2 separate regions of the Homo sapiens genome follow, and region 1 is linked to region 2. A link is an interaction called in ENCODE POLR2A ChIA-PET data of the cell type or tissue named here. Cell type or tissue: HCT116. All regions are shown on one strand. Each heading gives the region's core, and the rest is flanking DNA. Links, peaks and the distances in the headings are about the cores only. Region 1 overlaps PCDH7 (protocadherin 7). Region 2 overlaps PCDH7 (protocadherin 7).

The links. ChIA-PET counts read pairs that join two places held together with the same protein. Peaks named below come from ENCODE experiments on the same cell type or tissue, not always from the same donor. Only the 100,000 strongest peaks of a DNase experiment are listed, where the experiment ranks them.
Region 1: POLR2A ChIA-PET joins it to region 2 with 17 read pairs; 3 of 35 experiments call an interaction of 5 or more read pairs at or near these places.

The regions. Positions count from the first base shown.
Region 1 is chr4:30,748,672-30,764,925 of GRCh38, forward strand. All of the region lies in intron 1 of PCDH7 (protocadherin 7), which reads left to right. Among named protein-coding and RNA genes, the nearest start is that of PCDH7, 36 kb to the left of the region's middle. RefSeq lists an enhancer at 8,266-9,465. In HCT116, for the core only: no CTCF peak of the experiment used is centred there; DNase peaks (open chromatin) are centred at 4,860, 5,540 and 8,920; H3K27ac peaks cover 8,000 bases.
Region 2 is chr4:30,833,275-30,849,528 of GRCh38, forward strand. The region is part of intron 1 of PCDH7 (protocadherin 7); the gene reads left to right. Among named protein-coding and RNA genes, the nearest start is that of PCDH7, 120 kb to the left of the region's middle. RefSeq lists an enhancer at 3,818-4,378. In HCT116, for the core only: no CTCF peak of the experiment used is centred there; DNase peaks (open chromatin) are centred at 4,097, 6,725 and 7,087; H3K4me3 peaks cover 2,507 bases; H3K27ac peaks cover 8,000 bases.

The DNA of each region.
Region 1 (16,254 bases), core at 4,639-12,638, 83 kb before region 2:
GGCGACACATTCAAACCATAGCAGTACCATCTGAACACTGGGAATAGCAATATCATTAATTGACATCCTATGTGATATTGGCCATTCAGGGGTGTTGTGAGGGTTAAATTTGATAATGATGCACCCGTCTTGGGATGTACAGGAACTCAACAGAAGATAATGTCTTTACTCTCTAAGGAGTGGCCTGACAATGATGCCACTGAATGGACAGCCTGATGGGTGTTCTCTGGGACAACTTAAAGGAAATAAGATGTAGTTATATCTGGCACTAGTCATAATTCTTTCCTCTCTTACAACTATGTCATATGACCTTTTTTCTTGCAAGAGTCCATATTAACCATTATTATACTAGTACTTATCAACAGGGGAAGGGATATGTTATGAATTGGAGAAGGGCATTTAGTCGTAGCTTCCTCAAATGCATTCGATTTATTCCTATATGCATTTTCTTTGGAGATAATGAATCCAAGATAATGTCTCCTTCTAAAACAAAAGAAAGAAAAAGTAAAAGAGAAATATTGACTATGAAGAAAAGGTGTGGTTTCACCACTCTCATCAATTAATGCCCCCTCAGATACTAATGGAAATATTACCTGTTACTGCTTTGAATTCATAACTTTTTTCATGGCACACATGGCTGACATCATTTCTTAAAGTCCGATAGCAGTCTGTGTCTTGTATGAATGAGAAAATTTCAATCGGTGCAAGTTTTTTTCTTCGTCATGGTAGTGGGAAGAGAGGAGGAAAGATAGAACAGTCTCTGGAACTCTGAAACGCATTAAGCATCCTTCTTGATTTAACATAAAATCATCAAATACATGAGTATGCCTGGAGTTATTCTATTTTTTTCTATTGCCTGGTGGTCTTTTTTCTGTAGAAGAGGTTCAGAATACATAATCTTTGAAAAGGATTCCAATTGTCAATACAATATGCCTGCAACACTGCTCTTCTAAGGGGAAGAAAAAGAGATAATAGATGATTGACTGTATCACTTACATTTCATGTTATGCCCAGAGAACTCCACTATGACTTTTGTATTTTATCCGAAACCAGTGAATCCTGATGATAAAACACGGGCATTTAGGAAAATAGTAATAAAAGGAAGTTTAGTTTAATAATGTTTATAAGGCCAGTGCAGTACAATGAAAATTAGATTATGATTTTGGTTTTAAAAATTCCATATGTACCATTTCTTTGTAGAATTTTTAGGTGCAGGATTATTAGGTGCTGTAACTGTTTCATTTTCTAATCTGTAAAAATGATTATAATAACATCTATTTACACAGTTCTGGAGCTTAAATGGGAGTAAATAACTGAAAGTAATCTGCAAGTTTCTATACAAAAGGTATTTATATCTAGTGGGTAGATGGCAGGGATGTTGCTAAACCTCCTATAAGGCACTGGGCAGCTCCTTGCAACATATACTTATTCTGCATAGAATGTAGATAATGCCATGTTAGGGAATTTCTGATCTATAATGAGTAGTACCCACTCTCTTCCACCTTTAGGCTAAAGCACTAGAGAGAGGGAGAAGTTAATAGATTATGAAAACAGAGAAATTTGGAGAAGGCTGTCCAAAGTGGCCCTGAAGGCTGGAAATCCTGTTTCTTTTCTCTCTTTTTAGTATGGGCTAGCAATTTCTCATTGGCTTAACCTTGCTATAAGTCAGAGGTCAAGGGACCTTGTGATTGCAGTTCATATTGGTCAACCTCCTGGGCATAGAACATGATCACAATAAATGAGAGTGAGAGTGGAAAGAATAGGTGTATATGAGTCTAGATACCTAGACTCAACCATTAATCCCTCTCTCAAACTAACATTCAACTCTGTGAATCTGTGAGGAAATGATGTCTGTGGCGAGGTTCATCTATACGCAGAGGGAAAAGTTAACCCTGGGTGCAAATTTGGAGAGGAGGAAAATTAGTTCCTAGAGATATTTTGTGTTTGCTCACCATAATAAAACAGTGCATTTGTTTTTGCCACTTTCTACTGTATGCCCTTATCCATTATGTGCATTCATTAACTTACCAAGTTACTGAGAACATGCTGCATTCTAGGTACTGGCCCATGTACCGAGAATACAAAAAATGGTTATGAATGGTGCCCACCCCGAAGCAGCTTTAAGTGTAACGCGAAAGACAGTCATATGAACAAACTATTATAACACTTGGAGCATTTATATATAAAGTACTATGATAGAGAATGGAAATACTATTTTTTTTTCCAGGATGTAGAAAGTTCTTGCAGAATAGGTGATATTTACAGAGTTGTTAAGGAAAGGCAGGTACTTTTTGGTGCAGGGAAGGAAAAAAACGCAAGACTAAAAATTGTCCTGTGTTATGGTGCAGAAGCAGTGGACAATGAGGCCATAAAATGAGTTAGGTTTTTATTTCAAAGACTTTTTGTGGCCATGTTAAGATATTGAAACTGTTACCTCAAAGTGCTGGAGAATCGTGCACAGGTGATTTTGTACCTGTGCAAACTCATTTAATTAAAAACTACTTCCAACTTCTATAACCTTGTATGATATGAGCTTTTTGGAATTTTGTCTTTAAATTAAAATCTTTCAAAGTAACGTGGTAAAATTAATGCTGTGCATATTTATTTGAGTGAGCTTAACTCAGTGAAAATTTTACTGAGGCATTTTGATGTTTAAAAGTGATTACACTTAATACATATCCTTTGCTAGGCTATTTTGATTGGAGTGATATAGGATCAAAGATCTCAGAAATATTTCGAGCAAAAGAGTTCTTCTGTTTCCCAAGTATAAGCATTCCTTAAATCCTAAAACACATTGGAAAATATTTCTTATATCATTATCTTTTAGAAAACTGTGAAATAGCCATAGTTGGGGAATAGATTTAAGGAAAGTTTATAGGTTATATAATTGGATCCAAATATTATATTATGTGGATGTTCCTAAATTTGACAGTATTAAAATATGAGTATATATATATATTTTGCATGGTCTCTGAAAAGTTTATTAATCTTTGTGACCTCCACAGAGCTAGGTACTGTGCTTTGTAGGTGCTTAATAATGCTTTGGAACTGATATTGTAGATTTCACCTTTGGCTAGACAATTTTATTTTGAAGGAATTTCAACTTAATAAATATATTTTAATAGGGCTATACATTTTTTCCAGTAATATTTACTTGTATATTTCCCCTTAGTCCTAACAAATATTTTGAGAATGAAAGTAAGGAAAATATTTTCACCATGGAATGTCCTTCCTATTCGCTGTCATTTTTAAAATGGAATTTTCTCCTGTTTCAAAATAGTAAACTTGTTGCCATGATGGTTTTTAGGGTAGAATAAGATTTTTTCTCTAAATAATCTTAGACATAAAAAACTAAAAGAGCATGATTGTCATTGAAAAAGAATATGTCTAGGTAGTTCCTATCTTTCCACTCTTCCACGCTTCTTTACTTTGCTTTTCTTTATTACTTTTTTTCTTTCTTTCCCTTTTTTTTTCCTTCAAGATGGAGTCTCACTCTGTCGCACCCAGGCTGGAGTGCAGTGGCGTGATCCCGGCTCACTGCAACTTCCGCCTGCGGGTTCAAGCGATTCTCCTGCCTCAGCCTCCGGAGTAGCTGAGATTACAGGTGCCTGCCACCATGCCCAGCTAATTTTTCGTATTTTTAGTAGAGACGGGGTTTCACCATGTTGGTCAGGCTGGTCCTTCTTGGCTTCTTTGGCATGATGGAGCAGGTTCATGGATGATTTTTCCAACACATCTCACACCCAAGTAGGTGATACCAGGAGTGAGGAAGTAGTGACAGCTACCTGGTGTCTCCTCTTTTTATCCCTGAACCTGAAACTTGAAAGAATTTCATTATAATTCAGTAGTTTAGCCTTAATATTTCTACTTCTCAAAATAATAAAATTTCAAAGCTATCTTTTGATCTAAATGTGAGGAATGTTAACAGTGCACGTATGTATTAGAAGATATGGACTCTTACTTTTTTTTTTTTTTGCAAACTTTATAAATTGTTTTCTTTCATTGCTGAAGGTCAGAATCTCAGTGATTAATGGTGACTAAAGAAGTTTGTGACAGAAATTTAACCCAGATACTCACACATCCAGTCCTATCTTCCTCTTACCTGTAGGGGCAAAAAAAAAAAAAAAAAAAGAAAGAAAAAGAAAAAAAAGAAAAAAAGAACTCTGGAAAATGGGACAGATTTTATAACTAAAGATCAGCCCCACATATACTGTAGATATTTAAATAAGTGGTAATTCATTCTGCAAGGAATAAGTAAATGGCATATTACTGTAACCCAGTTAAAAATATTAGACTTCAACACGGAAGCATTTGAACTTGGTGTCATGGATTTTGGGAAGACCTGAAAGGAATAAGAAGTGTTGAGATTCCAGGAATCTTTGATTAAAATATATTAATGAAAGTGAAAGAGTTCTCAGTGGCTGGTATGGGAGATAAAATACCATAAATGTCAGCATCATGCCTGGGAGACCCTTTAAGTCGTTATAAACAATAATGGGCCTATGAAAGACAAGGTCAGAGTATTTCTCTTAACTTCTCCATACAGAGTCTTTTTATTTCTGGTACATATCTCATTTCCCTTCAAGTATCTCTAACTGTAAAAAGAGAGATAACCTTTACTACTTTCTCTGTTCTTGATAAGGAACCAGAATGAAAATGCCTCAGTTTATATACATGGTCGTGGTAAGCTGGGAACAGCATATTTTCTTGAGTGACAATATGGTTAAATTAGCAAGAAACATAGAAGTGTATTTTCACATAACTTGCACATATTGCTTAGTTGATGTATGAAGGTGCATTATAGGCAAAAATGAGTCATTTCTTAGGCAGGCACTTAGTACGTGCAAAGGCTAGCAGTAGCACGCCATATAAGGTAGCATTTCAGGGGCTATACACCCTTTGGATTTTTGACACAGGGCTCAAGGTAGATTTGGGCTAAGCTTCCATGGCAAAGACATGTTTTTGGCTCTGGTTGTCATTCAGTAAATATTTATTAAACCCCTTGACTGTTTTTAGCTCTGTTCTTATTCTTGTGAAGCTTACCTTCTAATTTTGAATGAAGAAGACATAAACATTTATTACATATGCAGTGCATTTTAAGAATTGTGATAGAGCCTTTTTTTAAGAATTCCTCCCAAAAAAATAATTACCAGTACTTTCTGATTTCATTGCACATATAAATATGGAATGATATTGGAAGAGAAAAACATTACATTTGTAACTTCAAATAAAGCATGAATTAGATTTGAATATTATGAAATTTACCAACAAAACCTTGATTTTATAGATAAGTGTTACTGATCATAGAAACTACCAGACATAACAGCACTGTATACTTTTAAAATATATTTTTATAAGTTACATTGAAACCCTATACACACGCTTCTCCAATTGTAGTCAGGTTGGGCGGTATGTGATAACTAAATTTTTATGAAGCAGGTAGCTTCTTCTTATCTATTCAAAACTGTCAAGATTTGCTGCAAACACTAGGTGTGTGTGTGTGTGTGTGTGTGTGTGTTTTTTCTGGAGGGAGGAGGAAGTAGTAGAAGAGGTTACTATTAGCCTCCACCATGACTCATTAGAAAATGTCCTGAAAAAAGTTTAGCTCTGTATCAGACAATATACAGATAATTCCCAAGTCATTTGTCAAGTGAAAAAGAAAAGAGGTTGTTATAATCAAGCAGCTCCAGGGACATGAGCAGAAGTGTATCACTTTATTATTTTCCCTTCTACCGAAAGCATGATATATTAATTTATTTTAGATTGTTTAGGGTCCAAGGTTTTCTATGCTTACAAAAGTTATGAATTAAAGGTCCTAAATTGTAAGTCCTTAATGTGAATTAAATTCACACCCAATACAGGAAATATTAGTTGGAAACAATAAATCTTGTCAGGCTCAAGGTACTTTTATTGCTGTAAAAAAAATGAAGGTCACACAATAATACTATTCAGGGAAATAGGTAAGACATTCAAAGAGATTCATCATTTTCTATATGACACACAGATACCCTTCTAAAGGATTTCAATATTTTATCTTCAATTCAGTTTGGTATTTAAATATTTTAAGTCAATCCTTTAGAAACTTATATGTACTTTTTTTTTGACATTATCTAATTACATAGCTTAACAAGTAGATGGGCAGTGAAGATTTTTGATGGGTGTACCTAATTGTTTGGCAATATTCAGATGGCTTAAACAATTTTATTTATAATAGAGCTTAAGGAAGTCCACATTGATGGGGAATCTATTATACGCCAGACTCCAGGCAAGGTGTGTGTAGGCTGATTATGCCATTTCATCCTTATGCTGCTGATGGATAATATTTTTATGGTTGTATTCACAGATGGAGAAACTGAGGTTTGGGGTTTAACAACTTTTCAAAGATCATACAGTGGCTAAGATGTAGAGCTGGGTTGGAACCTAGGGCTAGCTGACTCCAGAGCTTCTTATGTCCGTTTAAGATTAGTCACAGACCTCACCGAGTATCTCATCATATGCGTGCCATCCTATAATATTAATAGGGGCATAAAACTTACATGTGCTTGATCTTAGAAATTTAAACAACTCAAGTGTTTGAAAAATTACAGATGTTTCTCTGTTTATGAATAAGTATGGTGCTCTCCCTTTCTTCCTCACAATTTTGACTTGCCTTATAATTGCTTTTATTGAGAGAAATTTACAGGGAAAACCCTGTTATAAACAAACTTCTTTTTGGATCCTGAAAGTTGCATAGATTTCAACTCCTTGTAGTCCTTCCTATCTGCTCTTGACAGAAAAAAAAGAGAGGCCTCTAGCCTTGAGGCCTGAGTCCACAAAACATTTTTGTCTTCCTGTTTTCTCAACAAATACTTCTATAGCCACAAAGTAGTCCCAGACACTGTCCTGAGAGCTTTACAAGGGGGAGATTGACTCCTGTAGTTATCATAACAAGCCTGTGCAGAAAAAATGGTTACCATCCCCCACTGTCTTAGTCTGTTTTTTGTTGCTCAGGAATACCTGAGGCTGGGTAATTGATGAAGAAAAGAGGTGTATTTGGCTCACAGTTCCACAGTCTGTACAGGAAGCATGGAACTGTTATCTCCTTGGCTTCTCATGAGGGCTTTTGTACTGCATTAAAACATGGTGGAGGCCAGGTGCGGTGGCTCACACCTGTAATCCCAGCACTTTGGGAGGCTGAGGAAGGAGGATCAGGAGGTCAAGAGATCAAGACCATCCTGAACAAGATGGTGAAACCCCGTTTCTACTACCAATACAAAAATTAGCTGGGTGTGGTGGCGTGCACCTGTAGTCCCATCTACTCAGGAGGCTGAGGCAGGAGAATCACTTGAACCCAGGAGGTGGAGGTTGCAGTGAGCCGATATCGCACCACTGCACTCCAGCCTGGTGACAGAGTGAGACTCAGTCTCAAAAACCAACCAACCAACCAACAAACAAAATATATGGCGGAGGTCAAAGTGGAAACATGCACCTGTGAGGAGGGACTAAACCTAAGAAAGCTTTATAACAACCCACTCTAGATGGAATTAATTCATTCCCTTGGGAACCAGTCTGGTTTTGGGAGTGTAAGAACTCACTACCTCAAGAATGGCACCCCGCTGTTCATGAGGGATCTTCCCTCATGACCCAGACACCTCCCACTAGTCCTTACCTCCCAACAGCACCACACGGGGGATCAAATTTCAACATGAGATTTGGTGGGGACAAACCAACTATGTCCAAATGATAGCACCCACCCGGAAGATGAGGAAACTGAGACAAATACAGATTCAGTAACTTCAGGTCATATACTTAGTAAACGGTAATAATGGAACTTGAATCCTTAATGTCTGATGCTAGAGACCTTGGTCTCAACCATTACATTGTGCTGACACCCCGAATACGGTACAACCTCTTCTTATCTTTCATGTTTCTGTGCATGTTAAGAAAATTTTGCTTGTGTCAACTTAAAAAATGCTCAGGCTGTTTGTTATCCCTGTATGTTACGCCACTACCTATATTTCTCCTAAAACATTGTTTCATTACTCATTCTCTTCCTGTCTTTTGTTCAGTCTCTCTCCCCATTAGTTCTTGCTTAGATGTCTAACATCTTAAACATGTACCAACTTCTTCACAGCTCTCTCCCACCATAAAATGGAGTCTTCCTTTGTACGTATTTATTTCTTCATCTCCCTTTTGGCTGTGAGCTCACTACTCTCTGGCCTACGCCTTAATCTCCTTTTCCAACTGTTTTTTGCTAAGTCTCCTCTGACTGAGAGGCTTGGATCTTTCAGCCTTACTGTGCCACTGTTTGTAGGAAGCTCTGCTCCCAGAGCTTACAGTAACAGCTGTCACTATATCCAGGGGGTACTTCTACCTCCAAACAGTTCTACATCTTTTTCATCCTTTCAATGTCACATTCCCAAAGCTTCCATTGAGTTACACTCCTTATTATAGCAGTCACCACCTATCAAAAGAGCTTCTATTTTCAAATGACAGTTGGTTTCTGTATTTGTGCACAAGACTCAATGTGTAATGTGTGCAAAGTCAAACTCACTATCTCCCTGTAGCTGCACACCCATTCTGCTCCTTTTTCTAGGCTTCATCCTCAAATGTTCTACCTTTCATGATGCCCTAAGAGTTATTCCAAAAAAATAGATCTTGCTTTCTGGATTGTCCAAGTTGCTCCTGTGTGTAAAAGCCTTCAGTAGCACCAATAGGATAAAGCGAACACCGTGAGCAGGGCAGAAAGGCCCTTAGCAAATGATTATCAATCTGCATTTTCTGACTTTCCTCGCAGGCACTCTGCCTAGCCCTGCTCAGGTATGCTAGCCATACCTAGCCTATTTACTATTTGCCCAACAGGATTTCCCCTGTATCAGCTGTGTGCCTTTGTACATTCCTTTTTGCCTGTATGAAACATCCTTTGATCCTTCTCCATTTCTCAGAAACACACTCATATTTCATGACTCAGCTCAAATGTCACTTCCTATGCAATGCTTTCCCTGCCTCCCACGCCAAATGAGTTGTTCTCCTTCCTTTAGTCTTCATTCGACATACACTAATCACTTTGCATTCCAATTAAATTTTTATATGCCTATTCCCGCAATTATGTGACCTTTTCAAGAAAAAGGACTGTCTAATTTATCACTGAATACCCAACGTTGCATACATAGTAGGCTCTCAATAAAAGCTTGTAGAATGATTGGAGTGATCAGATTAGTGACTGAAAGCAACAAACATTCATATAATGCATATGTACATGCTCTGTGCCAGGCAGTGCTCAAGGTGTTAGGACGGGAAAGAACAGCCTTGCTAAAAATCACTGCTATCACGGGGAGCTTACATTCTAGTAGAGAAATGTGCATGATTAATAAGACATTGATAAGCAAAGTGTACACTTAGATGGTGGCAAATGTTATGAAAAAAAATGCAGAGACAATGTAGGGAGTTCTGAGGACCGTGAGGGCTGCAATTAGCTATCAAGAAAGGCCTTGATAAGAAGGTGATGTTTGAGAAAGACCTAAACTGTAGGAGGGAGGAAACCATGTGAATATTGAGCATCTCACCACACAGAGAGAACAGGAAGATCCAGGTAGAAACCTGTATGGGATACTTGAAGCCTGGTCCTGGAGACCAGCATGGTGGGAGAGGGGTTGGGGAGTATGGGAGTATTAGAAAGGAAGTGTTAGGAAGAAAGTTCAGAGAAGAGGTTATGTTGTGCATGGTTTTACCCTAAGTGTCATGAGATGCCATTGGAAGACTGGCAGACAAATGGAATACTTCATAGAATTTAAAACATTTATCTTACAGTTCCAGTATGAGCAGTTACTGCCCGTAAGTTTGTAACAATAGCTTTGAAAAGAGCATCGAAGGCTCTTGATATTGTGGTTCATTTTGCCATACATATATATTTGAGGACAGCCAACATTCACAAAGATAAAAACCACATCTCCATCTGCAATAGCATGACAGTTGTGTGAGCACTAAAGGGCAGATAGGACAAATGACCCTGCCTGCATCGGTGGACAGGAAGGGAGAAAAGCATGGCTGGGAATGCAGGTATTGCACTAAGTATTGCACTAAATTAACTACATAACTGTGGATTGCTCATTGCTTTTTTATATACTGCTTAATTTGGAAGGAAGAGAGTATTTCATATAATAAATTATTGATGCAGTTATTCTAATTGAGTAGGGTATTTCTTAGAAACTCTAGCACATTAAGATAGATAATTTTTTTGTTGATATGTGGCTTACCTGTTTTAATTTTTTGTATTTATTTGAAGAAGTGTTTTTTTTTTTTTTTTTTTGTGATACAGTCTCACTCTGTCACCCAGGCTGGAGTGCAGTGACGTGATCGCGGCTCACTGCAACCTCCGCCTCCCAGGTTCAAGTGATTCTTCTGCCTCAGCCTCCCGAGTAGTTGGGATTACAGGTGCCCGCCATGACGCCCAGCTAATTTTTGTCCTTTTAGTAAAGATGGGGTTTCACCATGTTGGCCAGGCTGGTCTTGAACTCCTGACCTCAGGCCATCCGCCCGCCCTGGCCTCCCAAAGTGCTGGGATTACAGGTGTGAGCCACTGCGCCTGGCCTCTTTGGGGAAGCTTTTTAAGTGGTCATGTCAAAGATGTCAGCATTCTTCTTTATGGATAAGAACAGAAATCATTCTGTTCATCCTCTGTCCGAATTTCTTGTTGCAATTTCATAGTTACTTTGAGCTCTACACTTTTCTGGTGAAATAGAATGAGTTTCTTAGAATTCGGTGAATCGGCTTTCAGGAAATTCTGGGAGTAAAGGATCTTTGAAAGACGAAGAAACTCAATTAAGCAGTCAACTTTATTCCAATCTGTGCTCTCAAGAGAAAGATAAAGTTCATATTTTCTAGGAAGAGTGAAAAGATAGAAGTTGAATATTAAGTTATTGGATGTCAGGGGTTTATCTTTGTGTGAAAAGAAAAAAATCTGTTTAGAATTTTTCTTCATCTTAGCCACAATTTCATTACATTATAAATAAATATATTGAAATGTATAAAATACAGCATATATATACACATACATATATAACAAAATCTTTCATTAAATGAAAGATTCATATAAATGAAATCTTTATTAAATGAATTAACAGTGGTTAAGTGCTAGATTATTTAAGAAAGTGCCACCATTGTATTTGTAATACCGGAATCTGTTTTGTAAGATTAGATACATCTTACATATTACTTTTTGATCATAACTCATGTGGCTCAAAACCCTAGGGTGATGTTTCTCTTGGTTTGGGCTCTACTCCCCAATTCCCTCATAATGAAACCCAGGACAATCTTTTCATGAAACCCTCCTTTCAAAATAGTGGCACCTCCTCTCTACATTGGAAATAGGTGGGCATGAAACATAAACACATATGAAAGCTACTGATAAGAAAAAAAAAAACTTAAGAAGTACGGTAGTTAAGCTTCAAGTGCCATTGTTCCTCTGCTTCTCAAGGTTAGTATCCCCCAGTGTTTCTACATGTTTCTCAGCCTTCTATCACAAAAATTTCTCCTACAATGCCTTGTCACAGCTCTTGCTGAAGGAATGGAACATTAAGGAGGAAGAAGTAGAGAGGAGCAGGGGAAGGCAGTCTTGTGCTGCTCAAAACACTTATCAAGGTCCACTTCCTACCCACTATCCCTAGCCCTTCAAGAGGTCACTCTTCCGGCACAGGGCACTTAGGCAAGAGAAAGAAATAAAGGTATTCCAATAGGAAGAGAGGGAGCCAAATTGTCTTTGTTTACTGATGACATGATCCTATATCTAGAAAACCCCATGATTTCAGCTCCAAAGCTTCTTAAGCTGATAAGCAACTTTAGCAAAGTCTCAAGATACAAAATCAATGTGCAGAAATCACATGCATTCCTATACACCAACAACAGACAAGCAGAAACCCAAATCATGAGTGAACTCCCATTCACAATTGCCACAAAGAGAATAAAATACCTAGGAATACAGCTAACTAGGGAAGTGAAGGAACTCTTCAAGGGGAACTACAAACCACTGCTCAAGGAAACCAAATATTTCATTATGCCATGTCATTTCCTAAAGGGCACCAAGACACTGATAAGGTCTCCCAACCAAGGGCATCTGAGCATGGCTATACAGTGAGATTTCCTTGAGTTTTGACTTCTCTCCCCTCCTTTGACAGCTCAGCTGTGTGCCTTACACAGACACATCTCCAAGAGTGAATCAGAAAGGGTCTTACAGAGTGGGGTGCCTTCTTCCCAATCATTCTCTTTGGAGTTCTGTTTACACCCTGCATTAAGAAAGACCCACAAGCTTCCATTCAACTTGAAAAATGAGACGTCTGTAAATTCTCCTTAATCTTGATGTTCACCATTTGGTTGAGTGCTTGCCTAAAGGAACTGCTCTCTGTTTAATAGGCACCCCTTTCTTGTATTGTATTCTAGTCTCATTAGGCACTAAGTAGGAATAGCCAAATCTCTCAGGACTTTTAGCTGGAACATCCAGATGAGGATGGGTTCTTGGCAGTACCTAATGTATGCAGCCTTAGGGAAATAGTTTTTAAATTCTTACCTGCAAAAGATTCACTAACAGAGCTTTTAGGAAGCGCAGCTCTCCTCTGCTTATCTCAGTCATGGGCCAGGAGCTTTCACTTTTACAAAGTACACTGGGCTCTTCTTATGAAAATACTCTAGAGTAGCAGTGTCCAGTGAAAATATAATGCAAGTCACATATGTAATTTTTAATTTTCTAGTTGCCTTATTTATGATTATTTTTAAAAGATGAAATTAATTTTAATTATACATATCATTTAACCTCATATATCCAGTATACTATCATTCAATATTTAATCAATGTAAAATTATTAATGAGATATTTTATATCCTTTTAAAAATTTAATCTTCAAAATCTGATATATATTTTATAATTACAGCACCTCATATCAATTCTTACTAGCCTTGTTGTAAGTACTCAATAATCATATAAAGCTAGGGACTGCCATATGAGACAGCATAACTTGGGATAATTACATTCAAATCCAGTAAATAAACCTGCAAAGTGGAAAGGTCCAAATTCAATCACTTGACTGTCTAAATAAGAATATGCTTTATTTTGTGTTGTCATGTGCTAAGTTCTTAAAATGAATAATATAAAATCTTACAACAGTAATATGAATTAGATATGCTATTTAATCTATTTGGTAGAGAAAAAAATTCTCGCTTTAGATGTCGATTTGCTCAAACTCACAGAGAAGTGAGAGACAGAATTAGTTTGATGTGACCTCAGAGCATACCTGCCAACCACCCTTGAGTACCCTCTTCAACACTATGCTTGTTTCTTGTATAATTGAGTGAAATTCAGGCTTTTCTCCAATGTTAAAGTCTTATACATGATCAAGGCCATGTTTGATATAAATATATAATAAAATAGAATTCAGAGATAATGTGACTGCATTTATATATTAATCCTGTATGCCACTTGACTTCCTAGAATTGAAATAAGCACCCTTGGAATGGAATGCTTGGGAGAATCGGCTATAAAAGCTGTGTGTTATTAAAATGCTGAAACTTTACACCAGTAGTTTTTTTCTTAGCAATTTTGTATTTCTTAAAATTCGCATTTTTTCCCCTGAGGCAATAGGAAACATTATAACAAATAATATAAAAGATCATTTAAGGATGATTATTCATTGTTTTAAATATATGAATGATTAGATAAATAACTAAACTGATCCAATATGCAATAAAACTATAAGAGCTTCAGTTTTTCAAGAGCAAGACTCTTAACATATTATCATTCGTTCAAAGAAGGTTATTTGTCGGAAGTTATTTACTCTTCTTTTCCCTTGCTTCCTGAACTCATGATATGAAATCTTCATTTATTTTAGTTCTAACTTGGCTGATTAAAAAAAAGGATTCCCTTTGCTTTTAATATTGCTGAATATTTGAAGATCGATTGAAGCTATTAAATTAAAATAGTTTACCCCTTGAGGATTTTCAAAGACCAAAGAAAATATTAGTTTAAATGGAAAGCATTAGTCTTCTATTATTACTGTCTTGGACTGGATTGCATTAGATCTTCAGAGTAAGGCAGCAAGTGCTTTATAACTGTAAAGCCAGTTGTAAAATGTGGAATTAAAGCAAACACAAAATCAAACAAACATGGTATTTCTCCCAATAATTATAAGTTTACTGGATGCTTATTTATCTGTCATTAGAATGGACATACAATCAGAACATCCCAAACTTGTTTACTCACTCCAATGAGATGGGCAGAGGTAAATGGCAAACAGCAATTTAAATATAAATATATTTAGCCTAGGCCAGGCATGGTGGCTCATGCCTGCAATACCAGCACTTTGGGAGGCCTAGGCGGGCGGATCACCTGAGGCCAGGAGTTCAAGACCAGCCTGGCCAACATGGTGAAACCCCGTCTCTACTAAAAATACAAAATTAGCCTGTAATCCCAGCTACTCAGGAGGCTGAGGCAGGAGAATCGCTTGAACCTGGGAGGCAGAGGTTGCAGTGAGCTGCCATTGCACATTGCACTCCGGCCTGGGGACAAGAGTGAAACTCCGTCTCAAAAAAATAAAAGCATAAATAAATATATTTAGCCTAAAATGGCTGTATTATTTTTAAATCTTTATTTTCTAATTCTGACTGTATATTGATTAGTCAATGAGTAAGATTTCTCAGAAACATATTGCTATAAAGTCTAACTACAGTTACAATTTTTCATAGATGATTCACCACAGTGATCTTTATCTAAACAATGCAGGGGAAATTATTTCGAATGTCAACAGCTCTCTTAAATTGGCCATATAAAATCATCTACTTATATGTAAGATAAACACGGAGGCTTAGAAACTTCTCAACATTGAGGTACATTCATTACAAGTCAGTAAATCAGTGTTTCACTAGCTTCAGCTGTTACCTCATGGGTATAGCTGTCTAGTCAGAAGTAGGAAATATAATCCCACAGTGCTCTGTTAGCCTGGGATTTCAGGATCCGTTTTGTTTTTGATCTCAGTATTTCTCAAATCCCTTTTCATTAATGATGAAATAGGGTCTCAATATCTTAAGCTACCATTTGGAAAGAGAAAAAGGAAGATTACACTGTTCACATCCTAGTCGTTTGTGTATCGTCTTCCGTTTCTTCTTACTTTACTATAAATACTTACTTGCATTTTGATATATTTACACATTTTGAACATTAATTCACTGTGTAACCTTTACTATTTGGAATGAAAATGAAACTGAGAAACAAGCTAAAAAGAGCACTGAGCAACTGAAAGAGGTGCTACCAAATGTATGTAGGAAATCTCACATAATTCACTGATGTCTAAATCCTCACTCGGAGCTTGTTTCTTTTCATTTAATCTATGACTGTACTAAATATACTTACTTTCCTACTCTTAACTTTGTTAAAGCAGCCAATTAGGATTTGAAAGATCCTAATCTTTCAGGCATTAGTAAGACATACATATTTCAATTTCAGTAGTAAATGATACCCATATGTAAGGAAAATATGTGTCCAGGAGAGAATCCTTACCTGGATTCGTAAAGTTACACACACTTCATTGACATCAGATGGCCCTGACCCAGCATATGTAGTATTTGTAATGATAATGAGTCTTCATGTATTCTGCAAGAATTCAGATCAAGGTGCAATGCGTTTAACCACACAAATGGTTAAACGTATGCTTAATGGGTACTTTACCATATAGTTTTAATTTCCATTAGCATCAACGAGCCATCCTTGTATCTAACTTTAAGTAGTGGTTCAGGAATATAGTTTTATAAACTGTTTATCATTTATCATTTATCCCAAGATATTTATTTATGCAACAGTGCCTAGTCAATTCTTGACTGAAGATTACCCAAACATGTGAAAATAAATGTTACTGTTAAATCTTTATATGACATTGAAAGAAACGAAGTTTGTAAATGCACTGTGTTAACTTTGAAATACCAGCCTTAGGTTTCACTAGATCTTTATTGGTATATGAGATGAAGACCTAAGTCTAATTCTACCTAATGCACACAATTGACCTGATTATATGTTTGGTGTTTGTTTGTTTGTTTGTTTGTTTGTTTGTTTTGACAGAGACTTGCTCTGTCACCAGGCTGGAGCACAGTGGCGCGATCTCAGCTCACTACAACCTCCCCCTCCCTGGTTCAAGCTATTCTCCTACCTCAGCCTCCAGAGTAGCTTGGATTATAGGCACACACCACCACACCCAGCTAATTTTTGTGTTTTTACTAGAGACGAGGTTTCACCACGTT
Region 2 (16,254 bases), core at 2,795-10,794:
ATCAGCAGGATTCCTGGAGGCTCTAGGGGAGGATATGTTTTCTTGCCTCTTTCAGCTTCTAGACATTGGCTGTATTCCTTGGCTTACAGTCCCCTTCCATCTTCAAAGTCAGCAGTGGCTGGTCATGGGAGTCTCAAATTCTTATCACTCTGACACTGACTCTTCCGCCTTCTGCTTCCACATATAAGAGCCCTTGTGATTACATTGGCCCACTTAGATAAACCAAGATAATCTTCTATTTTAAAATCATCTGGTTAGCATCCTTAATTCCAGCTGTCGTCTTAGTCCCATCCCCACCCCCTGCCACCACATAACATAGTATATTCATAGGGTACATGGGTAAGGATGTGGGCATCTTTGGGAGGAGAGTCTTTATTCTGCACAAAGGTGCAGCTAAGGATTGTATATCAGGGAGAAAATGTAGAAAATTAACAATACAAGGAAAGTACTTTACATCTGAACACGAGAGAGATCAGAACTTGAATCGCTTAAGAAACTGCGTTGTTACATGCACTATGTGCCATGATGAGACAGAAATTACGCAGATAATCAAATGGAAAATGTCATATAAATGTTGTATAAAGATGACGGAAAGAACATTCTGAACACTTTGTATGAAGGAAGGACAAGAGAGTTGTCTGTCAAATAAGTAAGAGGTGGTGCATTTTGCTGATAGGATCCCAAATCCAGTGTAGCTAAGAACATTGTTGCAAACTTTAGAGGTCATTAGAAATTTAGATCTACCCAGAATCTTTAAAAATGTGCCATTTTCCTTTATATTTCTTACGTGTTCAGTGAAGTCATAAGCTCTTTGATAACAAAAGCTAAAACATATAACACCATGTGCCAGGCACTTTTCCAACTGCTTCACAGGTAGTAATCATTTACTTATCACCAGGGCCCACTTCTAGGGCACTGGCCTAGAAAGTCACACAGGACCTTGCACTGAGAAAGATCCCCACTTGGTTTAATGGTTTGCTGTTACCATCTTGAAATTCTTAATAATTTTTGAACAAAGGGCCCTGCTTTTTCCTTTTGCACGAGGCCTCATAAATTGTATCATTGCTCCTGCTCATCACGATAAAGCAATATATCAGATACAATTATTATCAACATTTTGTAGAAGAGGAAATTGAGGCATAGAAGGGTTAACTTGCCAACGTCACACGGCTGTTGCATTAGAGAGCCAGGATTTTAAACTGAGGTGCTTTGAACCACTTCACTCTCCTGCTTATTTGAGATAATGTCTTCTTAAATGTGTCTGTTCCCCAACTATGACACACTGTCTGGTACATGGTTAGCTTTCAGTAAGTGCTTGTTGAACAGAATTATGTTTGATGGTCTTTGGTAAAAATGTTCATTTCAGTTTTCAACTAATAGAGATGAAAGTAAAAAAAAAAAAAACCTGAGTCTCTTCCAAGACATTTGTGTAAACAAGCAAAAATCAGCTTTTTCCCTTTGCATAGTCATATGTCTGAGGATGTTCCCTTGTTCAAGGTATGTTATTTATTATGTATTAGATTTATACAGCAAAATTTTCTGGAGAGATCTGATAAAATGACACAAAGCAATATTTTTCCACTGTCCTAATTTATCTTGAAGAAATTTGAACTTTATAAACATTGGTGTTATATATATATATATGTGTATATATATACACACACACACATATATATTCATCAATAAAATTGCTATAAATGTAAATACATGTGTATGCAATAAAGTGAGAATAGGAGAGCCATATATAATAATAAACCAGAAGGATGGGAGAGGTAGCTGAATTTGTCGGTTGTTACACCTTAAACAAATTTAATGCACATCTTCTGGGGTTTGCTGTGTGCCATATGCTAGGCAGTATGAGGGAAAATTCGTAATAATTGTATTAGTAAGAATAATAAAGTCATTCCCGGGAGCGCAGAGTCAGCAGATTGAGACAGGGATCCCAACCCCCGGGCCACGAACCGGTCCAGGTTCATGGCCTGTTAGTAACCGGGCCACACAGCAGGAGGTGAGCACAGGCAAGCGAGCATTACTGCCTGAGCTCTGTCTCCTGCCAGACGAGCGGTGGCATTAGATTTTCACAGGAGTGTGAAACCTATTGTGAACTGCTCATGTGAAGGATCTAGGTGGCATGGTCTTTCTGAGAATCTAACTAATGCCTGATGATCTGAGGTAAAAGAGCTTCATCCAAAAGCCATCTCCCACCCACCAGCCTTCGTTCGAGGAAAAATTGTCTTCCAGGAAACCGGGTCCCTGATGCCAAAAAGGCTGGGGACTGCTGAGCTGAGAGATCCAATCATATGGAGGTCTCATCAGAGAGACTGTATGGCAAAGACTGGAAGAGAGGGCATAGTAGGAGCACAAGCCCAGGGCTTGGACATTTTAATGATGATTCTATCAGTTGAAAACATGTAACTTTGGGCCGCTCACAGCCATTATGTATATTTCACCATCTGTAAAGTGGGGCTAATAATATCCCTTCTACCTACTTCCAGAGATGATGTAATTACTAAATGGATCCATAAATATGAATGCATGCTGAACATTTTTTAAAATGGGAGGAGGAGGAGGGAGGCATTAAATTAAGGTGTTTTTCTTGCACTAAGTATTGTTCCAAATAAGACATAGGCAATAAAATCACAACATATGAAAAAGAAGCCTTATTTAGCATGAAACACTGCTATATTATTTTAATCCCTACTTTACTACCTTACCTTAGATAATTCATATCTGGTGATTCAGATACTTGTTGGACCAAAACAAAGAGATTGAAGATGTTAGCAGTGCTAATTTATTTTCAGCTTTAATTCACCATGTTATGTAATCCATATTTGGTTGACTTGGATAGCTAATGGAGAGGGCAAAACATGAAGATGTTGTAAGTACTGACTTATTTGATTCATTTCATTATGTTATTGAGCATTTATTATTTATAAGGCATTATGAGTGGCACAGAAATAAACAAGATAAATAAGATGTAGTCTATACCCTTACAGAGTGCACAGTTTACTAGTGACAATGGGAATAAAATGTTTGCATACAAGACCAAATGTATTAAGTGCTGTGAGAGAATAGCTGCAAGGATCCACAGGAGGAAGTGACCATATGAAATAGAAAACCACGTAACTAACAATCTGAATGTTGTCTTTGGCAAGAAAAAACATAGTTTAAAATAAAGCAGTGTGGAATAAATAGAAAGTGTAGGAGAAGGTATTATCATTTTATGGAAATCCCCTAAGTTGCTTTATAAAGAATAACCAATGCTGCCCAGGAGATTGTATATGTTGGCAAATTTTTTCATAGCAACATTTACTGTGGCTTATGAAAATTTAAATTTCTCTCCTGAAAGTTTTATTGCAAAGAGGAATAGTTTTGAAAACATGACCAGGAGATCTAGGAGTAAAATAATGTTATGATAAAAACCTGTAGCCTGGAGGTTATCATAATGAAAAAAAAAATCTCACTCTAGCTGGTTCAGATCATTCCAAAATAGGATTATAATATCTGCAGATTTCCAACACAAGAGATGAAAATCCCACCACGAATACACCCATTTACATTCTTGTGACCTGGAATGACTGTCAGAGTAACTCATTGTTTTATTTCAACAGCCAAGCCGAGTGCCTTAGAGTTCATTATCACCGACTCACTTTAAACCGTACTGGCCAGCACAGTAGGACAGTTGAGGCTCCTCCTTGAGACACATATAAAACATGGAACATTGAGAAACCAGCTTTTGGTTGTCAGTATTTTTGAAAAGAGAGTACCACATGACAGATACACGAAGTCTAGAGTGGTTAAGAGTGTAAGAACTGCATCTTGTGTCTTTTTAATTTTTTTTTTACATTGAATCAATGATTGTATGATAAGTAGTGTAACAAAGATTTCAGGAGCAAATATGCACCAAAGCACTGGATTAGACCTGTGCAGAAATTATTAAAATTACTCCGGGCTAAGGGCTTTGTTCCTGCTGGCCACCTGCAGTGTGTGGTAATGCCCTTTTAACGTTCTATCCAGGGCCCTGCATGGACTGTCTGATTTGACATTGGACACTACTAAGAGGAGACAAGCATGCAGAGAGAGAATGATTAATGTAAGCCCTTCTGTAACTAGCCAGAGGCTTAAGGAATTCTTTTCTGCAGCATTCCAGAGATAATTGCCTACCACTTTATCTAGGAGAGTGTTGTGTCATTAAAAAAAAAAAATGGCATACTGTGACACCTAAGAGGTTGGTTATGTTACAAATAAGGAAGGAAATTAAAAACAAAATAGAAAATAGAGAAAAAAAAACGAGAATAGAGGGGAGTATGTAGAGTGTTTGAGGGAGGATGGGCATTGTCTGTTTCATTTGTTTTTGAGTTAATAAACGCAAAGGTTTGATAAATTTTTCCTTTACGTACCGACAAAGTTTCATGAATTCTCTGAAAAGTCAATGTTTTGTAAGTTGAAGGCAACAGACTTGCCAGCTGGAAACCTTTATTTTACAAATTAACTCTCGCTCTATTATTAATGTCTCTATAAATGAAACTCTAATATAAGACACTAAACAGAGTACATTTCTAAAAATAATTGATTTTATATATATAATCAATTATTTTAAAAATATATATTTATTATGTATATTTTATATATATATATATATAACATTATTGTGTTTGAATCCATTAATGTCTTATATGAGACCAATTCTGTTCCAATTTGGCATTAGCAATCCACAAGAGCATGTTAAGTTCCAAAATATTGTAGCGAAATATCTTCTTCATCATGCTGGGGCTGGGGGCTAGGAGAGATAATCGACTTCAGTTGTGTACAGAATGCCTGGGTGCTCCATATGGCCTATTTTCCATTGGCAAGTGAGTCCTTAAAATCTTAGGGAATTCTGCTACATATGCATAAATATTATAAATTAATGTTCTAATGTGCTTTGAGGCCCTTGCTGAATGAATGGCAGGCAAAATGAAATGAAAAATAAAACATTTTTTAAAGAAACCATAGGCATGTGGTTCTCCCCAGGCACTGGAATTAGGAATTTGATATACATTTTTTTTTTATTTTAACTCAATGACTAGATCCTTCCTTTTCTGGAATGAACTCTTGGGAGATGTACTTAAATTAGGCCTTTTCTTGACACCTTAGCATTCAGAAGGGGCTGTAATCATTCCAGTCAAATCCCTTGCCTCGTTCTTAACTTATCAATGTTTCTCAAACACATTTTAAAGGGTTTTTTTTCCCCCTTTTAAAATAAACATAGACAATGCATTAAGCCACGTGGAAGTGATCTATCAGAAAGCTTATCTAGAAAAACAGCACTCAATTAAGAAGCCAGTCCCTGGCTTTGCTAGAGCAGCTCAGGCAGCCCAAGAATTCTTTTTCTTTTTTTTCCGTCTTTGTATTTTTTTTCTTTAGTGAAGATTCAGATTGGTTCTCTCTATGCACATCCTGGAAGTGGAAAGAACTGTGGATCTTATTTTCTGTGGCAGAACAGTGATTTACAGGGAAAATAGTTCAACTGAGAACCACTAAATGCAGAAAGTCTAGCATCCAAGACTATACCCTCAGATCAGGGGCCAACGTTTCTTAGAAATCAACTCATCCACATGTTGAAAAATCTAACTAATTTATGGACTATAGGGAGAAAAGCATCTCCCTACTTTCTTCCTACCTTCCTTCCTTCCATCCTTCTTTTTTTAAGGTATTTACTTTGAAGTATTACATTAGTAGGCAGAGACTGAGTAAAATCAAGTAACAATAGAGCACTAGTATGAAAGGGCATCCTGAATTTATAATATTGTTTCTCCAATTAATAATTATTAAATATACAGTATATATCTATGTTATATGTAGTATATATAATAATCACAATTGCTATATATAATAATTGCTATGTATTATGTAGTATACTCTCTCTATATATATGTGTGTACATAACCAATTAATAATTACTAAGTATTTTGGACCTGAATTATCATTATTCATTAGTAGAGATAATATAGCCAAAAGGAATGAGAAGGGGACTTGTAGTCAAGCTGACTTAAGTTCAGTCCTCAAATTTCTTGGGCCTAATTTCTTCATATGTAAAACAGAAGTAACGATAGTTTTTATATAGCTATTGTGTGTAAGCTGCAAAATATGCTAAATACCTGGAATAGTGTCTGGCTCATGGAAATAATAAGTGGCAGCAAGTATGATTTCGTATTATGCAAGTTGAATAATAATTATTGGCATCCTAGGCCCATCCTTATGGGGGTCACGGTAATTTTTATTTTTTGCCATAGAACCTGTGATGAGAGAAATGTAACACTTACCCCAGGTCACCCAATAAGTCACTCTATGTCATTAGGACTTAAGGGTTTTCAGCTTCACTGTCTGATTTCAGTCCATTAGGCCACAAAGTCATCAAAACAAACCAGAAAAGAGCACCATCAAAAGCAAAAGTAATAAAATCAAAGGATCCTGGAGCAGTATTGTACTAAAAGCCATCTGCTATCTTAGTCTATATTCTCAACCCTCTTGAAATGTTATTTGTAAAGCTTTAAAAGGCTTGACTGGAAACCTTCATGTCTTTTTAAAGATACAGTATATCTATTGCTGACTCATGCATGCTAAATTAAGAATTGTAATATGGGTTTTTGAATATACATCAGAGAAATGCCAATACTTTTTCCATTGCCAAAGCCCTTAGGCTTTTGCTGTTGAGAAAGAGGCTTTATGATTAGCTAAGCAAATGATTAGTGCGACAGTAGCAATGATGATGAGTGTGTGTGTGTGTGTGTGTGTGTGGTTTTGTAACTGTTTGGAGGAGTAGGGGTAGTTGAACAAAATATTTGCACCACTGAAATGATAATAAATATTGGTATGCATTTCTTTTCAGTTATTTTTTTTTTAATCTAATGTCCTTATCTGCCTGCTAGGATTTCTGTGCCATAATCAGGTAGGAGAAAAAAAAGACACAAAACTGCTGTCTTAGCATTTCCACTTGACTTTGGTGCCTTGTCTCCCTGCCTTGCTCTGTCGGATGTCCTTATTCTTTCCACTTCTTTTCTCATTTGGACTTGGCAGGAATGCCTTAGCTCAGTGCCAGTGTGGTAACCTTAAACTCGCTTACTTAAGTGGCTGATCTCATCGCTTCCTTTATGTGGTTTGTGGGATTTTTCCCCTCTTTGCCTTATTACGTCCCTTGACCACCTTGCAGCTTCATCTATCTCATACTTCCGTTATTGTATTATCCTTTAAAAATAAAACAATAAATATTTAAAACATAAAGCATTTTTATGATAGTTGTGGGGGTAGATATTTTTATAGAAACAATAATGAGAAAAAAAATGGATTTCTCCAAGCTTTATAAAGCCCCAACTACGCAGAGGGCAAATTCTCAAGTTACAGGATTCTACTTGTCCTATTTCTGAGGAGCAGAACAAAATTTTTTTTGCAGATATTTTAAGAGATGGCAAAACAGGGAAGCAAACCAAAGTCATTACAAAAGCCTCCCAGTGTAGACCCAGCCATCTGCATATAGTTCACAGAACTCTTCTGTTTATTTATGAGTCGTGGAATGTGTAAAGCCAACTTCTAGCTGTAAAAGGACGTACAGTTGCTCTCATATAATTTCTTTGGCCCTTTTTTTTTTTCTGCAAAACCAAGAGTTTGCTTTCTCATATTCAAGGAAACACTGCCATGCATAAGGACCCAGTTTTTGGGAATTCCGATTCTTTTGCAAAAGCATTTTAAATGACAACTAAAAAATACACTTAAAACGTAAGACTATGGAATTTAAATAAATGCAACTGATCTTGATATATATATCTCGAAGCACTGCACCTGCCTAAAAATACTTTTTCATAGTTCTAATGTACTCTGTAAAAGAAACAGAATTAAATTGAAGAAAGAAACCTTCATTTTTCAGTATAATTTGGTTCTTTTCAAGATAATAACCTTAGATTAAGACAGTCACAAAGAAAGACAATGAAAAAAAGTCACTTATTTTACCTTAAGACTTCACAATTTGCTTCCTAGTAATATATTTTTCCGGAGGTTTTTATAGGGGAAATGATTTCTCAAATTTCATCTTGATATAATGAGTTCAAGGAACTAAATTGTTTAGACATTAAAAAATTAAATATCTCTGCCATTCTTGTTCTGTAGTTCTGTGCTCTATCTTTTCAGTTAAAAAGAACATTATGTTTTGCAGTCCAGCAACTTCTTTGATATGATGTTTTAGTTTAATCTATCTAAAGCATTACCCTCCAGACATTCTAAGAAACTTGTTTTTCTGACGTGATGTGATTTTGTGATCTCTTTGAAACATTTTCAGCCTTAAGCATTAAGCACAAATAGATGGAAATAGGTGGTAGCTTGAATGTTTGCCCTGTAAATGTGGGTTTGGAGTTACCCCCCTGTATATGTGAAAATGTAAAATAACACATATACCCTAGAATATAAGGATATAAACAAGTACTATGCTGGGCAAGGTCAGGGTTATCTAACCCTGACTTATCTTTGTCTCCTTATAATTTCCAGTGCATCTTGGCTAATATCTGGGGATAGTGTAGTTACAAAGGGGATGTTACCACCCTAAAAACTGAAAATCAAATTTAATATTCTCCTGAGTTGTCCATTGAGACAGATAATCCTCTGGTTTATACATTTAAGACCCTTACCACTAGAATAGGTGTCAGCAGGTTAATATTATATATTTTTTTAGGAATGTTGAGTCTGAGAACATAATTTCAGAGAAAGTGGAAGGAAGAAAGACAAAGACCGTTGGTCCCATGAGCTGGGTATGAGGATGAGAGGAGAATCTGATGTGGAAAACATATTTGACATTAATAAAATCTGGGCTCAAGTCTTCCACCTCTGCTCTTAGTATCAGTTCCAGCTATCTACAATATGATAGGCAGAGGTATAAATTTATTGGAAATAATTTCTTTATTACTTGTAATATTTTATATGGTGCTCTGTATATGGGGTTGGGCACCCAGAAATAACTTATTAAGGAGCACACAAATTAACCGAATGCATAGAAATACATAACTGGAACATAGTAAGATAAATTTGAATAAATGCCCAGTCATCATTTTCTCTGGGGTTCATATCTTTTTATGAATTTTATTGATATCATGTTCTCTTTTGAAGCACTTTTCACATTTGAAATTGGCAGTCTCATGGAACTGGATTAGTATCTGTCTTCTACACCACATTTTAAGTGCTTATAGTGGAAAGGACCAAAAATATTTATATGCATTATTATATCCCCAGAACATATAGGTATCTCAATAAATACTGTATTCAGTGAGTGGATGGATTGGATGGATGTGTGAATTAATGATGAAAGTTATACATGATGTGATATGATTACACTTAGTGTGGAAGGTGAGGTTGGAATGTGAACAGGTGGGGAAGGCAGGTTGTGAAGGATCTGGAACACCATAGGTATTAGCTTATATTCTGTAGGAGGCATTGAAAGAACTTTAGCAGGGAAGCTACAAGATAAGATTTACGGTTTAACAGACCACTGTGAAGGTTATATGGAGGAGGAACCACGAGAGGGACAGCAGCAGGGGGCACGTTGGATAGAGTACCTGCAGTAATTTTTATAGCACTCTTTTATTTTGCTCACAGTAGTGCTTACTACTCTCTGATATTTGTCTACTTATTCTATTGTTTTCCATCAAGTCCTGCTTATCATTCTATAAGAGAAGAAACAGCGTCTGTCTTATGCAATGCCGCAACCCTAGCAATTACTACCGGCATATGGTAGGGCCTCAATGTTATTGAATAAACAAATGACTTTTTTTTTTTTTTTTATAATTTGAGCATAGTTAGGGAACAGTTTATAAGTGTCAGTTGAGCTATATATTTTATCTTATTTCTACGAATCTTTTTTTTGGACACTTCTTCACATTCCATCTTTCGAATATAGAACTTTATTATTTATTTATTTATTTACAGGCAGAGTCTCACTCTGTTGCCCAGGGTGGAGTGCAGTGGTGCAATCTGGGCTCATTGTAATCTCCACCTCCCGGACTCAAGTGATTCTCCTGCCTCTGCCGCTGGAGTAGCTGGGACTACAGTTGTGCGCCCTGCTAATTTTTCAGTTATTAGTAGAGACAGGGTTTCGCCATGTTGGCCAGGCTGGTCTTGAACTCTCTACCTCAAGTAATCTGCCCACCTTGGCCTCCCAAAGTGCTGGGATTACAGGCGTGAGCCACTCCGCCTGGCCTGGAATATAGAACTTTAAAGAAAATAGACATAATGTTTCCAGTTGAGGATGTAGCGATTACTTGCAAAGTCTGTCACATTTTCTGATTTCTGTCTTTACTTTGTCAGTGTGTTTGCTATTAGACATAAAGCAAACAAAAAACCAAACATCTATCTGAACTAATTTTAACACTTTTAAATAACAAACTTGCTCTTGCACTACCTAGATTTTTTTTTGTGGTACATTTGGGCTGAGATTGCAATTTACCTTTTCATCAAGATTTGGATGGCCTCTTCTTATCAGTACGAAAATCTATTTAAGTTTACATGGACTGCACTTTCTCTTACAGACATAAATGACTTCACTGTGCCTAGGCATTTAAAATTCTTTCAAAACCTCAGGAGTACATCCACAGTGATGATTTCTCTGTGGGTTTCACTGGTAAAAAAATAAAATAAAAATAAAAAATAAAAGAAAAAAAAGTCATAGTAACAAGGAGCAAATGTCATGATCTTGACAATCAAATTCTGTTTCCTATTACAAATTACTTGCACTGTATGGTTCTCTTGCTTCCAGCGTCCAGGGAGTTTCTTAGCTGAAAAGTTGAGAATGTCAGATTATTTACATAAGTGGCTTATTCTGAGGTTATTGCTACCTGCTACCTGTGGATGCTTCACAAGCACTATGTTCTTGTATGTGGCATGCAGATGTTTCTGTTAACTCCTGTTAAATAAATATATAGGAAGTAAGCATCAACAATACGATCCCAAACTAAGAGTTTTCCTGTGTCATGTAATGTTACTAAACAAACAAATAAAAACTCATCTTATCATTGCAAAATTGCAAAATTGTCACTGTGGAAATAACAAATAGTATAATCAGCAATTTAAATTTTTTTCTTGTATACTTAGCTATAATTACCAGAAAAATTAGCTCTTCAGATATTTGCTTTTTAAGTCAATCCTCTGTGAACTCTGTGGATTCTAAGTTAGTATCGACTTCCACATACTTCTGTTGCCTGCTTTCTTTTTCATACTTGGAGCTTTTCTAGCTTTTTCAAGGAACAGCTTCTATAGTCATTTCTAAGGTAGGTACAGAGTTAAGGTGGTTAGAAAAAATTTATGGAAAGAAATAATCGTAAATCTCCTCCTCCAAATCAATTATTCACACAAACCACATTATTTACAAACATGTATATGTTTTGCTGTAGATATAGCCATCTTTGTTTCAAAAGGAATTTGAGCATACTGCAATCTGCATATTAATGAAATAAACTTGAGGGGCTGTGGTAGATATTGGAAAGAGAGCAGATTAATGTATGTGATCACTAAGGTTTAACCCTTCTAATTACATTCCACAGGGTTAAAATCAGGTGGGCTAGCCATGCCATCTCTTTTCTACATTTTGAGGGGGACGGAGGTGAGCAATACACCAGAAGTCTTTGAAAATCTGTGTATGATTTTGTCCATCAAAAGTGCATCTTTGAATAAGAAGGGAGTTTTGTTTTGGTTTTAGTTTTCTTTTCCTTCTTTCCCCTTCCACTGACACCAAAACCACTAATCTTCAGGGGAGTTTTGTCATTCCTTTATCAGTGAAGTTATTCTAAAGAGCTTAAATACTTAAGTGATTTCCTTTGGAGCAGTAATGGTGAATTATGCGGTGCTCTAATTGTGCTATTAGTTTATCTAAGCTAAAATTCAATCTACTTAATTTGAGGGTCTTATTACACAGTGGTTTGAAAAGGTGAAACACATTAAAAGGACATTGGTATTTTTAACAGGAGGTTTTAGCCTTTTCAGATGTTGTATTTGATGGAAATATTCTCTCTTACATTTATTTCTAATGTTAGTGTGAGATGTTTATTTTGATATGGAAGCATAACTTGGAAAATTTGTAGGAAATTTGCTTAGTATGCATTTATATGTTTTAACTTGTGGAGTTGAAGTTCCAGTTCTAGTAAAACCAACCCAACCTTATAATACATCTAAATATTATGTGAATTTGTTATGGAATTATACCACTTACATTGTGGTGTGCTTGAAACTTAAAAACACATGTTTTTAAGTTGGTGTAAATTTGGTGTAAAGTTACAACGCAATAGGAAATAGGATGGTTTACTGTGTATTCTCTCTTTGTCTTTTTGAAGACAAGGTCTACTTCTGTCATCCAGGCTGGAGTATGCAGTGGTGCAGTCACAGCTCACTACAAACTCAAACTCCTGGACTCAAGCCATCCTCACTCCTTAGCCTCCCAAGTAGCTGAGACTACAAGTGTGTGCCACCAGGTTAATTTTAAAAACTTTTAGAGACAGAGTAACATTACATTGCCCAGGCTGGTCTTGAACTCCTGACCTCAAGTGATCCTCCTGCAGCTGCCTCCCAAAGTGTTGGGATTACAGGTGTAAACCACCACACTTGGCCTCTCTATTCTTATTTGAATGCTGTGAAACTAGAAATTGATTAACTCAATACTATGTAAAAAGTGCTTAAGAAATTTTGAATTTTTGAAACTGAATTTTCATCTTGGAATTATTGGTAGTCTAATAATGGTAGTCTAATGGTAATAATGGTAGTCTAATGAGCAGCTACACTATTTATCCATACATTAAAATTTTACTTATAGTGATAGCTATAACTAAAACATGGTCTGAATATATCTATACCAGGGTTTCCCAATGTTGGCACTATTGATATTTTGGATCAGACAATTCTTGCTACGGTTTGAATGTGTCCCCAAAGTTCAATGCAACAGTGTTGATAGTTGAGGCCTTTAAGAGGTGATTAGGTCATGAGGGCATTGCCCTCATGAATGGATTCATGTTGCTATCACAGGAGGCAGTGGATTAGTTATTAGAATAGTGGATTTCTGATAAAAGGATGAATCTGGCCTCCTTGCTCCCCCTCTCTTGTACTCTCTTACCCTTCTTCTTCCTTTCATGGGAAGACACAGCAAGAAGGCCCGCACCAGATGCTGGCAACTTGATGTTATACTTTCCAGACTCCAGAACTGTGAGTTTTTTTTTTTTTTAAATAAACTGCCCGGTCTGTGGTATTATGTTATAGTAACACAAAATGGACTAAGACAATTATTACTTGTGGGTAGCTGTCCTGTGCAGGATAAAGTGTTTAACAGCATCCTTGGTGTCTACTTATTAGGTTCCAATAGTGCCACCCAAGTTGTGAGGATCAAAAGTATTTCCAGACATTGTCAAATATCAACTAAAAAGAATTGCCTGTTGAGAACTATTGTTTCTAAGGTAAATATGCAGTTACATTTTATTGTTGTTCAAAATATTTGCTATGCATATGTCCAGGTATGTTTAGCCTCCAGTTCTATGTGTAGAAATCAGGCTTTTAACAGACAGGATGCAGCCAGGGGCAGTGGCTCATGACTATAATCTCAGCATTTTGGAAGGCCGAGACAGAAGGATTGCTTGAGGCCAGAAGTTGGAGACCAGCCTGGGCAACATGACAAGACCTCATTTCTACAAGAAATTAAAAATTAGCTGGGCATGGTGGCATGTTCAAGAAGTTCCAGCTACCTGGGAGGCTGAGGTGGGAGGAGCACTTGAGCCCAGGAGGTCAAGGATGCAGTGAGCTATGATCATACCACTGTACTCCAGCCTAGGCAACAGAGTGAGATCTTGTCAATAAATAAATAAATAAGTAAAAAAAAAAGAATGCATTTTTTTAAAAAAGGTTTTAACTTTATTCATAATTTATAATGCTACTATCAGATTTTGTGCTTTTACCTCTTTTTTATGTGGTGGATTGACAGAAGACAGATGCAGATTTACACCCTGTAGCTCAAGGAATGTGTGAGTGAGAATCCACTATGAGTAGTGTTAGCTTTCTGCATTAGAGGGCTGATTCAAACTAGTTGTGTTGCAGGCCTCCCTTTGTGCTTCACACCAGAAGGCTTTAGAATAAACATTTGGCTGAAACGTCTTTGCAGGACTCACCCAGCTGTCCTGTGAAGGAACTGTTGCCCACATCCACATGCATTAATGTCTGACTTGCCAAAATGTTTGTTTGCCTTCACATAGACAAAGGCACAATGCAATGTGAATAGTATACAGTTAAATTATTACTTCTTCAGCCAACCAAGTGAACATGGAATTTTTTCATACATAAGATAGATAGTTTAGTGAAACTTTTTTTTAAAAAAGAATGATAGAAATTTTTAGTTGACTTTTGCTGAAATCATAATTTTAAGTTAATTTTATAGTGGATTTTAATAATGTAAAGTGTTATAAACAAATTGCAGTATGATTTTTATTTCATTTTAGAGAATTATATATTTTACCACAGCTTTTCAATCTTATCTTATTTCCTTGCTCTTTCCTCACTAGCACTCTTCCTTTATTACTTTGTTCATATTGGTACTACTGTTGAATCTCTAAACCTAGTAATATATCAGTGTGAACCTAGGGTTTAGAGTTGACACGAATAAAGGTAGACTATTAACTATAAAACGATTTTCAAGAGAAAAGTCTAAACTTTTTCATTTTGCAGCTATTAATATATATTTAATGAATTGCCTTGATATATGCCTTCTCTGTCTTTAATGTATATGAAGATGGATTGGATTATTTATGTAAATGGATTACCCATATAAATAGATTATTTGTATACACTATAAGCACAAGTTTATGCAGTTGTGCAATCACATTCCCTTCTCTGGACTAACTTCTTTCTGAAATAGTTTTAATGAAGATAGCATCGGCAATCTGAAATCTTTGCTAGAGCCTAAAACTTTGCATGTAGCTAAACTTTGACTAGGTAGCAAACAAAAATATATTTTAAAATTTAAGGTACTCTGTGTAAACAATTAGGTAATTCAGTAGGAAAACAAAAATAGTTGAGGTAATATGTCATCAGGTGATTCTCTGCAAAATTATAATTTTAATATGTATTTACCACAGTGCTGGCATACAGCATGGCATACTAAATGGTGATTTTGAGTATTTAAAAAATTTTCTATAGCAAAGAACATTCCTTCCTTTTTCATTTAGTTTTTATTTATCAGATGAGGACAGATGCAATGAGGGCTGTGTGCCTAAATGAATACTTTTACTCTTGACTAAATTAGTCTGGCATAAACACAAGACTGCTAGCTTTCAGTACAATTGAAAATAAGTGCTGTGGTTCAGAGGTCTTTCTTTTCATAGTCCTGCCAAATCATGCTTAAAGTTCAGTTTGTATTCCAACAGTAGCATTTAAGACAGCATAGTTAAGAATCTCTTAACATTTCCATTTACAACTCTCCTCTCCTTCTAACATTTTCTTTATTGATTTTAGGATGTTTCATGGTAACAGCTTATCAGTACTTACAGCCAATGACCTAAGTATGCAATTAAAATTGTACTATCCTAGCTAGGTGATCAACTGGCCCTGACGGTGGGGCTTTGGAAATACTATTTTCTTTCCTCAAGACCTATTCTTATTACTAATTATAAAATGGAAAAGCACACTATTGAGGTTGAACCCTTTAGAGAAATCATGCTTGTTTCTTTATAGATTTAAACATGAAGATGCTTCAATATTTTTTCCTTGTTAATAACACTTATGGCCTTTAACATTCCATTCTAACTAAACACATTCACTTATTTGTGGTTTGTCAGTGGAGAAAAATAGCATAGGGAAGTCTATTTTTATGATTTAAATGTCAGTATGGAAAACTGCCATCCAAGAGAGCATACTGTTGGATGAAACTTGGCCTTTTGGTAGTCATGGGCTTGTGTGTAAGAGAACACTGACCTCCCTCTCCCCTCCAAAAACCACTCTTGGGGAAATCATAGATTCATAGTGAGAAAACATGTTAGCTCAACTACCTTAAAGTTGAGACAACTTCCACAGACAAGAGCAAATTACCTGTAAGATCACAACATGTGTTTACTGATTCTCAGAATAGGCAGACTGACCTTTCAGGGCCTTTGCCCATTTCGTGTTACTTTCAGTCTTCTTCCCTCCGATTTACCACTGTATCACAGGACAGATCTTCAGCGATGTTAAATATAAAAAACATGGATGAACAATATGCATGTGTGCATGCCT